2 separate regions of the Homo sapiens genome follow, and region 1 is linked to region 2. Evidence: read pairs that join two places in POLR2A ChIA-PET (ENCODE). Cell type or tissue: HepG2. All regions are shown on one strand. Each heading gives the region's core, and the rest is flanking DNA. Links, peaks and the distances in the headings are about the cores only. Region 1 has its middle 41 kb from the start of FAM174B. Region 2 overlaps CHD2 (chromodomain helicase DNA binding protein 2).

Region 1 (5,382 bases), core at 218-5,217, 240 kb after region 2:
TGTGAATGGGAATTCACTCATGATTTGGCTCTCTGTTTGTCTGTTATTGGTGCCTGCCTCTGTAGACTCCACCTCTAGGGGCAGGGCATAGCTGAACAAAAGGCAGCAGAAACTCCTGCAGACTTAAACATCCCTGTCTGACAGCTTTGAAGAGAGTAGTGGTTCTCCCAGCAAGGAGTTTGAGATCTAAGAACGGACAGACCGCCTCCTCAAGTGGGTCCCTGACCCCTGAGTAGCCTAACTGGGAGGCACCTCCCAATAGGGGCCAACTGACACCTCATACGGCCAGGTGCCCCTCTGAGACGAAGCTTCCAGAGGAACGATCAGACAGCAACATTTGCCATTCTGCAATATTTGCTGTTCTGCAGCCTCTGCTGGTGATACCCAGGCAAACGAGGTCTGGAGTGGACCTCCAGCAAACTCCAACAGACCTGCAACTGAGGGTCCTGACTGTTAGAAGGAAAACTAACAAACAGAAACGACATCCACACCAAAACCCCATCATCACAGACCAAAGGTAGATAAAACCACAAAGATGGGGAGAAACCAGAGCAGAAAAGCTGAAAATGGGTTTTCTTTTAACAGGTGGTGGCAGAAGTGGGATCCAAAGTAGAGCTTCTCGTAACCCCCAGAAGCACTGAGTGACCAAGTGTGACACCAGCTGGACTCATTGTGTCCATTGCTCTCTTGCAGCACCTGGGGCTCATGGGTAAGTTCTCTCTTGGAGTCTGAAGCTCCACAGATTTATGTTTAGAGCTATCTAAATTTGAGCAAAATTTTAAGTCTGAGCAGGATTTGGATGTCATAACAAGCTGGACTAGGTCCAGGATCAAATTCAATGAAATAATTAACTGGCTTGGATCCAGTTAGAGACCTCAGATGTCTGACTGAGCCAGCCAGAAATTGGCAGTAAATGGTAATACTACAGGGGGTGTGAACTTTGGCTTTTGGAGATTCGCGGGATTTTTGTGTTCTATTCCCTTTGTTTCTTTTTCTTGTGCACTTAGTTAGGGAAAAAAGTACAGGCTAAGTTAATCAAGGGAATCTGAGAGCCAAAGCCAAGATTCAAGGTAAAAATGGGATCCTTACTTTCTGAAGAATTGAGTATTCTACTTTCTGGCTATGCCTACCCATACATATAGAAGTATTAGGCCTTGGAAGCAACAAATACTTACAGAAATGGCAAAATCTTACTAAAGGTAAATAGAATTACAGTGAAATGTTCCAAATGAACAATACTGCACTTTGAGAAGTGCATTTAAAAATGAGGGCTCCTGAATTAGTCTCATCCAGGGATGCCTATGGTTGTGCAGAAACTTCTATAAAGATTTCAATGTTTTTACTCCCTCTTTTAAAATAACCTTTTAAAAAATTTATTTAAAAGGTTATTTTTTTGTAGAGATGGGGATGTCGCTTTGTTACCCAGGCTGGTCTTGAACTCCTGGACTCAAGTGATTTTCCTGCCTCAGCCTCCCAAAGTGCTGAAATTACAGGTGTGAGCCACCATGTCAGACCCTTAAAAAGACAAGGCAAATAAAAAGCTTAAGTGCCTAATAGATGAGAAAAATTGAATCTGTTAACCTTTTGGCTTAGTTACTATCCCACCCCTTTCTTTTCAAGTGTGAAAAGAAAGGTCTCCAGGATAAAGGGTTTATGAAAGGTAGGCCCTCAGAGAAAGTAGGCTTGCTTCTTTTTCAGATCTGTACATGCTGAAACCAGGCACAGAGAATATTTTCTTTGCCTTATTCTTAATGAGTTCTACTCTGAGCTCAGTAAATTGAGTTAAGAAATAATGGTTAAGTTGAAAAGACAGCCTATTGGCTGGGTGTGGTGGCTCATCCTGTAATCCCAACACTTTGGGAGGCCAAGGCAGGCAGATCACGAGGCCAGGAGATTGAGACCATCCTGGCCAACATGGTGAAACCCCCTTTTTACTAAAAGGCAAAAAATTAGCTGGGCGTGGTGGTACGTGCCTGTAGTCTCAGCTACTTGGGAGGCTGAGGCAAGGGAATTGCTTGATCCCTGGAGGTGGAGGTTGTAGTGAGCCGAGATTGTGACACTGCACTCCAGCCTGGTGACAGAGCAAGACTCTGTCTCAAAAAAAAAAAAAAAAAAAAAAAAAGACAGCGTATTGAACTAAATAGATCTCCAAGATATTAATATACCTTTCTGACATTTAGCTGGCTATCCTGAAACCCTTTTATAAGAGAAATTTAGATCTATAAAGGAAATCTCCATTTGTAAGGGTGTCTGTACACCAGACACTCTTATCATTGTCTTAAATTTACATAACAAGCCTTACCTTTGCTTTTTTTTTTTTTTTTTTTTTTTTTTTTTGGACACAGAGTCTCGCTCTGTCACCCAGGCTGGAGTGCAGTGGCACTATCTCAGCTCACTGCAAGCTCCACCTCCCGGGTTCACGCCATTCTCCTGCCTCAGCCTCCCAAGTAGCTGGGACTACAGTTGCCCACCACCATGCCCGGCTAATTATTTTGTATTTTTAGTAGAGATGGGGTTTCACCGTGTTAGCCAGGATGGTCTCAATCTCCTGACCTCATGATCCACCCACCTCAGCCTCCCAAAGTGCTGGGATTACAGGCGTGAGCCACTGCATGGGCCTATGATATATATTTTTATATGTAATAGTATTGAGTGAGTCTGTGGTATATCTTAGAGTGTAGGACATTGAGCCATTGGTTCCTCGTTGCTGGTGGCTCAGTGGTAAATTGCTGGCCAATAAGATGATGCTTATTTCAGGATGTGCTACACATTCCTTCTCTTTGTCAGTATCCCTTTGTTTTCTTCCTCTTGTTGGTTTCAATCACTAGGACTAGTCAGAGTGATGACCCCAGCTGTTTTCAGCTCCCACCTTGGCTCTGCCTCATCTAGAAGCAACCCAGCTGAGTTGTAGAGAAGCAGCGTGTAAATACAGATTATTCTGCCCTTCTTTCTTCTCGATGACTGACCCCACCCCTTTACAGTTGAATGATGCTTGAAAATTTTCAAAGTGCTCTCCATCTTTCACCTCATTAGATCTCTCTGATAGACCTGTCTTTCATCTCATTAGATCCTTCTAATAGACCTGTGAGTTAGAGCAGGCAACTTCAATTTAAGTCGGAAAGTGAGGCACAGCGATGCATCCTCCCTTGCTTAGCAAGGCAGTAGAAGAGCAGGGATTTGGCCCCAGGTCTCCAGTGTTTTTCCTACTTGACTCTCAACCTGTTATTGAGGACATTAACTAGCTTTAATTCTTCAGCTAGGATGGGTAAAAGCAGTGCTTTCAAAACTATGGGATGCAGCCCAATAGTGAAATCAATTTAATGAGTGCAACCGGTTTTTACAAATAAAATAGAACAGACTGGATAATATCAAAGCACATTGCACATAAAGATAAGTATCACTTAGTAAAACTTTTCATGTGGTTGTGCTGCTAGTTTTGTTTCCCAGGCTTTGGCTGTTTCTTGGTCTGGAACGGATTCAAATACCTTTAGGCTTGAATTTTGGATGCTGTGAGCCTTATCAGTTGCTTCCACCTGAGTTTTAGGAAGACTCGATTTCGGTGACAGATTGTTGGAAAGTGGTGTTCTTCCATACCTGCTAATCCAAGGCAGAAATGTGCCTCAAAGATGTGATAGGATCGCCAAAGTGCTTACAATATTGGGCTTGAAAAAAAAGAACCCCTTTTCCCTCAAAACCCACTGGATATCTCTGCCTAGAAAAGCTAGAACCAAAAAGATCATAAGCAGCTATTAGCATAATGGTAGCATGTGATTTTAAAGAAAGAGTAATATTTTTATCCTTTGCTCTGAGCATTTGACAAATAAACACACAGATCAGATAGCTGCTGCCAGGGGTCAAGGAAAATGTGGACAAGCCTGTGCTGGGCAGAAGCTTGGTGCTGGAAGAGGGCAAGAGCAGATATAGTTCTAGGAGCTTCTCCTAGGGCTGAGAAGCGGGACAGCGTCAGTCCTGAAAAAGGCTGCTTCATAACCTGGGGAGTCATTAAGGAGTGGAGTTATGTAGGGCAAGGCAGGACCAATGACCCATACCATGGAGGAGGGGAGGGTAGAGAGGATCTGTTCCCAGTAGCTGAAGCCTAGCTGGCTTACAGGCAGTTTCCATTGAATATCTGGACACATGGTTATGAGTATGAATGCTTAAGTCATCAGTTTACATTGCATCATTGAGAAAAACCAATAAATGGAAGGCAATCGATCAAGAAAGATGGTTTATAAATAATAAATATACTTTTAACATGGAGTGCCCTTTCTAATTGATTGCCTATTTGGCTAACTTTTCTTGAAGATGTCCAGTGGGATAATCACATACACATAAATCATACTCAGTCGAAGAGAGAATATTCTCTTAAAGATGTAGGTTTTGTCTGTGATTTTTACTACATATGTCAATTTTTTTCCCCTGTTGGACCATATCTCTGAAATGACAACGGAAAATATGATTTACAAATCATTTTACATAAAACTTTTTCAACTGATAATCTAAAAAACCAGTGATAATGAAGTCGATAACTGGTGAAATGAAGGTTGATTACATGAAGAAGTAAAAGATAAGTAACAGTAGAGGAAGAGATGTAAAATGACTCGGGACCTATGAAGATGTCAGGCTAGGGGTGGGCAGACAGGCACAGGCAGGTGAGACGGAGAGAGAGAAAGAGAAGGAGCATTTCCTAGTGGCCTCAACTTTTGCCTTTGGTTCTCTTGGAAACTTTTCTCCCTCCAGCACTGACCTCCCGTAGTCCAAACCCTGTGGTTCCCAGGAAACTTGATTCCTTCTCATGTGATATGACTTATTAAGCCTGGATTCATTTAAAAAAAAAAAAACTATATATTTCTATACACATAAAAACATACAGAAAAATACAAGTAAAAATATGCAAATAATAAACATATAAAGTATAATGTATAGATATAAACAAATGTATATATGCAATGTAAATATGTATATAAAATATTAACATAAATTATATATAAAACATACATATATGTGGCTGGGCACGGTAGCTCACACCTGTAATCCCAGCACTTTGGGAGGCTGAGGTGGGCAGATCACCTGATGTTGGGAGTTTGAGACCAGCCTGACCAACATGGAGAAACCCCGTCTCTACTAAAAACAAAAAATTAGCCGGTCATGGTGGTGCATGCCTGCAATTCCAGCTACTAGGGAGGCTGAGGCAGGAGAATTACTTGAACCCAGGAGGCGGAGGTTGTGGTGAGTGAGATCGTGCCATTGCACTCCAGCCTGGGCAGCAAGAGTGAAACTGCGCCTCAAAAAAAAAAAAAAACAAACAAAATAACAAAAAAACCCATACATATATGTATATGTATATCTATCTATCTATCATCTATCTATCTATCCTCTGCA
Region 2 (5,382 bases), core at 88-5,087:
GTTAAAAAAAAAAAAATCAATGAAAGAATGCGCAATTAGTCTATCAGTCAGACGGGTAGGGGTGCTTCTGGTAAGACAGAAAGGCCTGTTAGTATTGCCTAATATCCTTCAGTCTCTTTAAAACAAAGACCTTCGTATATACACTCTGGACACTGGTCTAATTCTGCTTCCCCGGAGCATAGTACAATAAATGTTTGCTAAGAATCCAAGGAATATAAGGTGATCACCAGGAAGGAAGAAAGGAAGATGTTTACAGTAAGTGGGAGACCAGCATGAGTCTGCAGTCTCCCTCAGACCAAGTCCACAACAGTTTACCCCTCAGAGGGGGCTTACACAGTCAAACTGGAGAGAAGTAGAAGCATGCTTGAAGGAATATGAACAGCTAGTCCTTCAGATAAGAAAGATTCACCAATAAATTCTAATTACCATATCTCCCCCAGGAATTGAGAACCTAAACCAGGGCCACCAATGAGGTCCACTTCTATAAGTATAGCAGACAGCAAACACAGAGAATGGATGTGTTGAGGCTAGAGTTTTCCAGTTAGATTACAGATTTACAGACTTATGAACAACCAGGAGGACTTAGAATCTCCCAATATAAGAATGCAAAAAAGGTCGGGCGCGGTGGCTCACGCCTGTAATCCCAGCACTTTGGGAGGCCGAGGCGGGCGGATCACGAGGTCAGTAGATTGAGACCATCCTGGCTAACGTGGTGAAACCCCGTATCTACTAAAAATACAAAACAATTAGCCAGGCGTGGTGGCGGGCGCCCGTAGTCCCAGCTACTCTGGAGGCTGAGGCAGGAGAATGGCGTGAACCCGGGAGGTGGAGCTTACAGTGGGCCGAGATCGGGCCACTGCACTCCAGCCTAGGTGACAAAGCGAGACTCTGTTCTCAAAAAAAAAAAAAAGAAAGAAAGAAAGAAAAAAAAAACTTAGCAAATCAACTAGTCCAAAGTTCTCCTCCCAGAGAAGGAAACTGAAGTGCAGTGAGGAAATGAGTTGCTTGGCCATATCACCAACCCTCAGCCCTGCTACTTTCAATCATAACTCACTGAGGACCAAAGAATCAGGAAACATTAAAGCCAGGCTTACACGTCCTGGGAGTATTTGAAAAACTCAAGGTTTAAAAGGCCTAAGTGTGTGTGTATGTATATTTGAAATTGGTTGGATTCTTTCACGTTTTCTTTTCATTTTCAAGAACGAGAAAAAAGATAGTAAGGACCAGCAATACTAAGTCACTGTGAAGAATGGGTGAAGTGAAAAAAGTGACTGAGCTGTTACAAAGAAATTACTTCCCAACCCTACAGATGTATAAGGCTCTCCCACATGTGAAACTGCTGTCCTCTCCTACATTACTGGCCTCTTATAAAATGCAAATCTTATCAAGACTCCACCACTAAGCCATACATTGTAAGTCAGTCTACAATAAAGAATAGTTTAAGATATGAGATCGTGAGCAAAAAATGTCTATCAAAGGAAACTTACAATATCCAGCTTTAGAGGCCATTAACAGAGTCCCCCCTAGATACTGTAAAAACACATAATTCAACTAAATTTTTCCCGAAATTTTGAGAACTAGGGAGAAAAATACCAAGATTTAGCCAAGAGGCCCCAAGGCAATGTAAATAGACATGGAAAAAGTCAAAATGCAATTTAAATGTGTATAGTTTTCTTCCTTTATTGGGAAAAGGTGGTTGGCTAGACACAAATCCTAAGACAGACAAATCAAATCTAATCAACTGTAAAGTAGGAAATGAACAAAAGCTACTTTTAAATATAATGAGCCAGAACTTTGACCAAGAGTTGGTAAGGCTTGCTATTAACTGTCTGTAAAAAAGAAAACTCCTTTTTCCTCCACTTAGAAGACATCTGGAAGAGGGAAGTAGCTACTTTTGTTTCCTCAGTCTTCAGTAGATTTCCCCAAGAAAGCATGCTTTTGAAAAAAAAATTCCAATGATCAACAGAAATCTGAGGCTAATAGGGATTCCCTTCCACTGTGTTACAGGTATGTGACAATCTCCAATTCAAAACACTGGAAAAGGGCCGGGCACAGTGGCTCATGCCTGTAATCCCAACACTTTGGGAGGCCATGGTGGGAGGATGGCTTGAACCAAGGAGTTCAAGGCCAGCCTGGGCATCAGAGTGAGACCCAGCCTTTACAAAAAATTAAGAAATTAGCTTGGTGTGGTGGTGTGCGCCTGCAGTCCCAACTACTCAGGAGGCTAAGGTGGGAGAATCACTTGAGCCCAGGAGGTCAAAGCTGCAGTGAGCTGTGAATGTGCTACTGCACTGCACTCCCACCTGGTAAGAATAAAACGCCGTCTCAAAAACAAAAACAAAACAAAACCACCAGGACCAGAAGTCAACAAAAATCTTATACAACACTGCGCAATTTGGATAACATTAAGAGGTAATGCATGAAAAAAAGAGTTTAATCAAAACAGCATCTGAGTTGGTTAAAAAAAGTTCAATGTTTTGTTTGTTTGTATGACTCTAAGTCAGAGATTACAATCTCAAATACTCACAGGGGCCAGATGAGAACTGCAAACAAGGCAAAATGGAGAACTCCTGGTCCATCACTGTTACATAAGCCAGCATTACCAAATTTTCTCAAAAGAAGCTAAAAACACAGATTGTTATGCACTCTCAATTAAATGATGCTAACTAATTTAAAAATATTTTAAATATTGTGCAGGTCCATTGTGCTGTATAACTTCTTCTAAGCTTTAAAAGTATGAATACAGCTGGATGTGGTTGTACGTGCCTACAGTCCCAGCTACTGGGGAGACTGAAGCAAGAGGATCACTTGAGCTCAGGAGTTCAAGGTTGCAGTGAGCTATGGCCACACATGTGCACCAATAGAGGAAGACCCTGTCTCTTTAACTTAAAAAAAAAAAAAAAAAGGGGCCGGGCGCGGTGGCTCATCTTATAAGCCCAGCACTTAGGGAGGCTGAGGCGGGTGGATCACCTGAGGTCAGGAGTTCAAGACCAGCCTGGGCAACATGGTGAAACCCCATGTCTATTAAAAATACAAAAATCAGCTGGGCACAGTGGCGCATGCCTGTAATCCCAGCTACTCAGGAGGATGAGGCAGGAGAATCACTTGAGTCACAGTGAGCTGAGATTGCGCCATCGTACTCCAGCCTGGGCGACAGAGCGAGAGTCCATCCCAAAAAATAAAAACCTAATACAAATCGTGACGGGGTAATTGGTCTCTTCGTAATTCTGCAAAGAACACAGTCCCTTGCAAGACTGCATTCTTCAAAAACATCAATGTCCTAAAAGCAAAAGAAGGCTGTGAAAGTGCTCCCAATTAAAGAAATCAGACATGTCCTTTGTAAGGACATGGATGAAGCTAGAAACCATCATTCTGAGCAAACTATCGCAAGGACAGAAAACCAAACACCGCACGTTCTCACTCATAGGTGGGAATTGAACAATGAGAACACTTGGACACAGGGTGGGGAACATCACACACTGTGGCCTGTCATGGGGTGGGGGGGAGGGGGAAGGGTCAGCATTAGGAGATATACCTAATGTAAATGACGAGTTAACGGGTGCAGCACACCAACATGACACATGTATACATATGTAACAAACCTGCACATTGTGCACATACACCCTAGAACTTAAAGTACAATTAAAAAAAAAAAAAAAGATGTGCAACTAATTGTATGTAACTGACCCTAAACTAGATCCTGTAGTAGAGATGGAAAAATATTATGAAAGACTTTATTGGGTTAATTGACAAAACTGAAATATGAATCAGACAAAAGTACATCAGCAGCCAGGTGCGGTGGCTCAAGCCTGCAATCCCAGCACTCTGGGAGGCCAAGACAGGCTGATAACGAGGTCAAGAGACTGAGACCATCCTGGCCAACATGGTGAAACCCCGTCTCTATTAAAAATAGAAAAAATTAGCTGGACGTGGTGGCGCACGCCTGTAGTCCCAGCTACTCGGGAGGCTAAGGCAGGAGAATTGCTTGAACCCCGGAGGCGGAGGCTGCAGTGAGCCGAGATTGCGCCACTGTACCCCAGCCTGGCGACAAAGCCAGACTGCGTCTCAAAAAAAAAAAAAAAAAAGTACGTCAGCAATGTTTTAAATCTAAGTTGAATCTGTACTGTACTGTGCTTATAAAAGAGAAAATCCTTATTTTTAAGAAATACACCTTACATATTTAAGGTAAAGGGATAAAAGGTAAAATTTTATGAATTTTAGTCTCAAATAGTTCATAAAAAACATTATGTTTGTATATATATAAATATACACAGGCTGGGTGCAGTGGCTCACGTATGCTAATCCCAACACTTTTGGAGAGCAAGGTGAGAGGATAACTTGAGGCCAGGAGTTTGAGAACAGCCAGGGCAACGTAGTGAGACCTCTATGTCTACAAAAATACAAAATCAGGCATGGTGGTGCACGCCTGTCGTCCCAGCTACTTGGGAGGCTGAGGTAGGAGGATCACTTGAGCTCAGGAGATTGAGGCTGCAGAGAGCCAAGGTTGCACCACTGCACTCTAGCCTAGGTGACAGAGCAAGACCCTCTCTCTTAAATAAACAGCACCCATAATAATAAAGCAAATGGAGGAAAAATGGTAATCTGGGTAAAGTATATAAGGTGTCCTTTGTACTGCACTTTTATTCTTGCAACTTTCCTAAAGTTTGGAATTAATTTTTTTAAACCAATTTTACAAAATGGTCCCTTTTTAAAAACTCTAAAATGTGTGAATAAAATCTGCAGGGTTTCAGAAAAGCATTTCTTTGTGCCAATATTTCAAACCTTTCACTCTCTGAGTGAGTCTGAATTCTGAAATGCATGTGACCACACATTAGGTTATGTTACACTTGCTCAGCTTGGATCACAGAAGGCTCCTAAAGTGCCTTGCAACTTGAGTGTCAGCAGCTACAAGACCTCCCCTAATTAATCTTTCAGGAATCTCAACTGGTGACTCAGGAGAAGAGCTCTCTGTAAATCCACAATACTCACCAGCTGGCCAGAGAATAGCAGAAACGAAGGCTAGCCCAGTGCCCAAACACAGGAACATGAGGGGAACTATCTCAGCCCAAGGCAGTTCCTATGAACAGCCCTAGGGTAGGGAAGCAATATGAAAAAGAAGACAGATCCCACTCTGCAAGGAACTAAGAGGTTCTACTCAGGAAAAGAAAGGTCCATATATGCTACTGAAGGTTGCCAACTTTGGGGAATTCTTAAGACTGATAAGTGGCGGGGCACAGTGGCTCACACCTGTAATCCTAGGAGACCGAGGCTGGAGGACTGCTTGAGCTCAGGAGGTTGAAACCAGCCTGAGAAACATAGTGAGACCCCATCTATACAATAAATTTTTAAAAACTTAGCTGGGCATGATAGCACATGCCTGTA

The links. ChIA-PET counts read pairs that join two places held together with the same protein. Peaks named below come from ENCODE experiments on the same cell type or tissue, not always from the same donor. Only the 100,000 strongest peaks of a DNase experiment are listed, where the experiment ranks them.
Region 1: POLR2A ChIA-PET joins it to region 2 with 8 read pairs; 2 of 35 experiments call an interaction of 5 or more read pairs at or near these places.

The regions. Positions count from the first base shown.
Region 1 is chr15:92,694,367-92,699,748 of GRCh38, reverse strand. No RefSeq gene overlaps it. Among named protein-coding and RNA genes, the nearest start is that of FAM174B, 41 kb to the right of the region's middle. In HepG2, for the core only: no CTCF peak of the experiment used is centred there; no DNase peak of the experiment used is centred there.
Region 2 is chr15:92,930,567-92,935,948 of GRCh38, reverse strand. All of the region lies in intron 5 of CHD2 (chromodomain helicase DNA binding protein 2), which reads right to left. Among named protein-coding and RNA genes, the nearest start is that of MIR3175, 29 kb to the right of the region's middle. In HepG2, for the core only: no CTCF peak of the experiment used is centred there; a DNase peak (open chromatin) is centred at 2,838.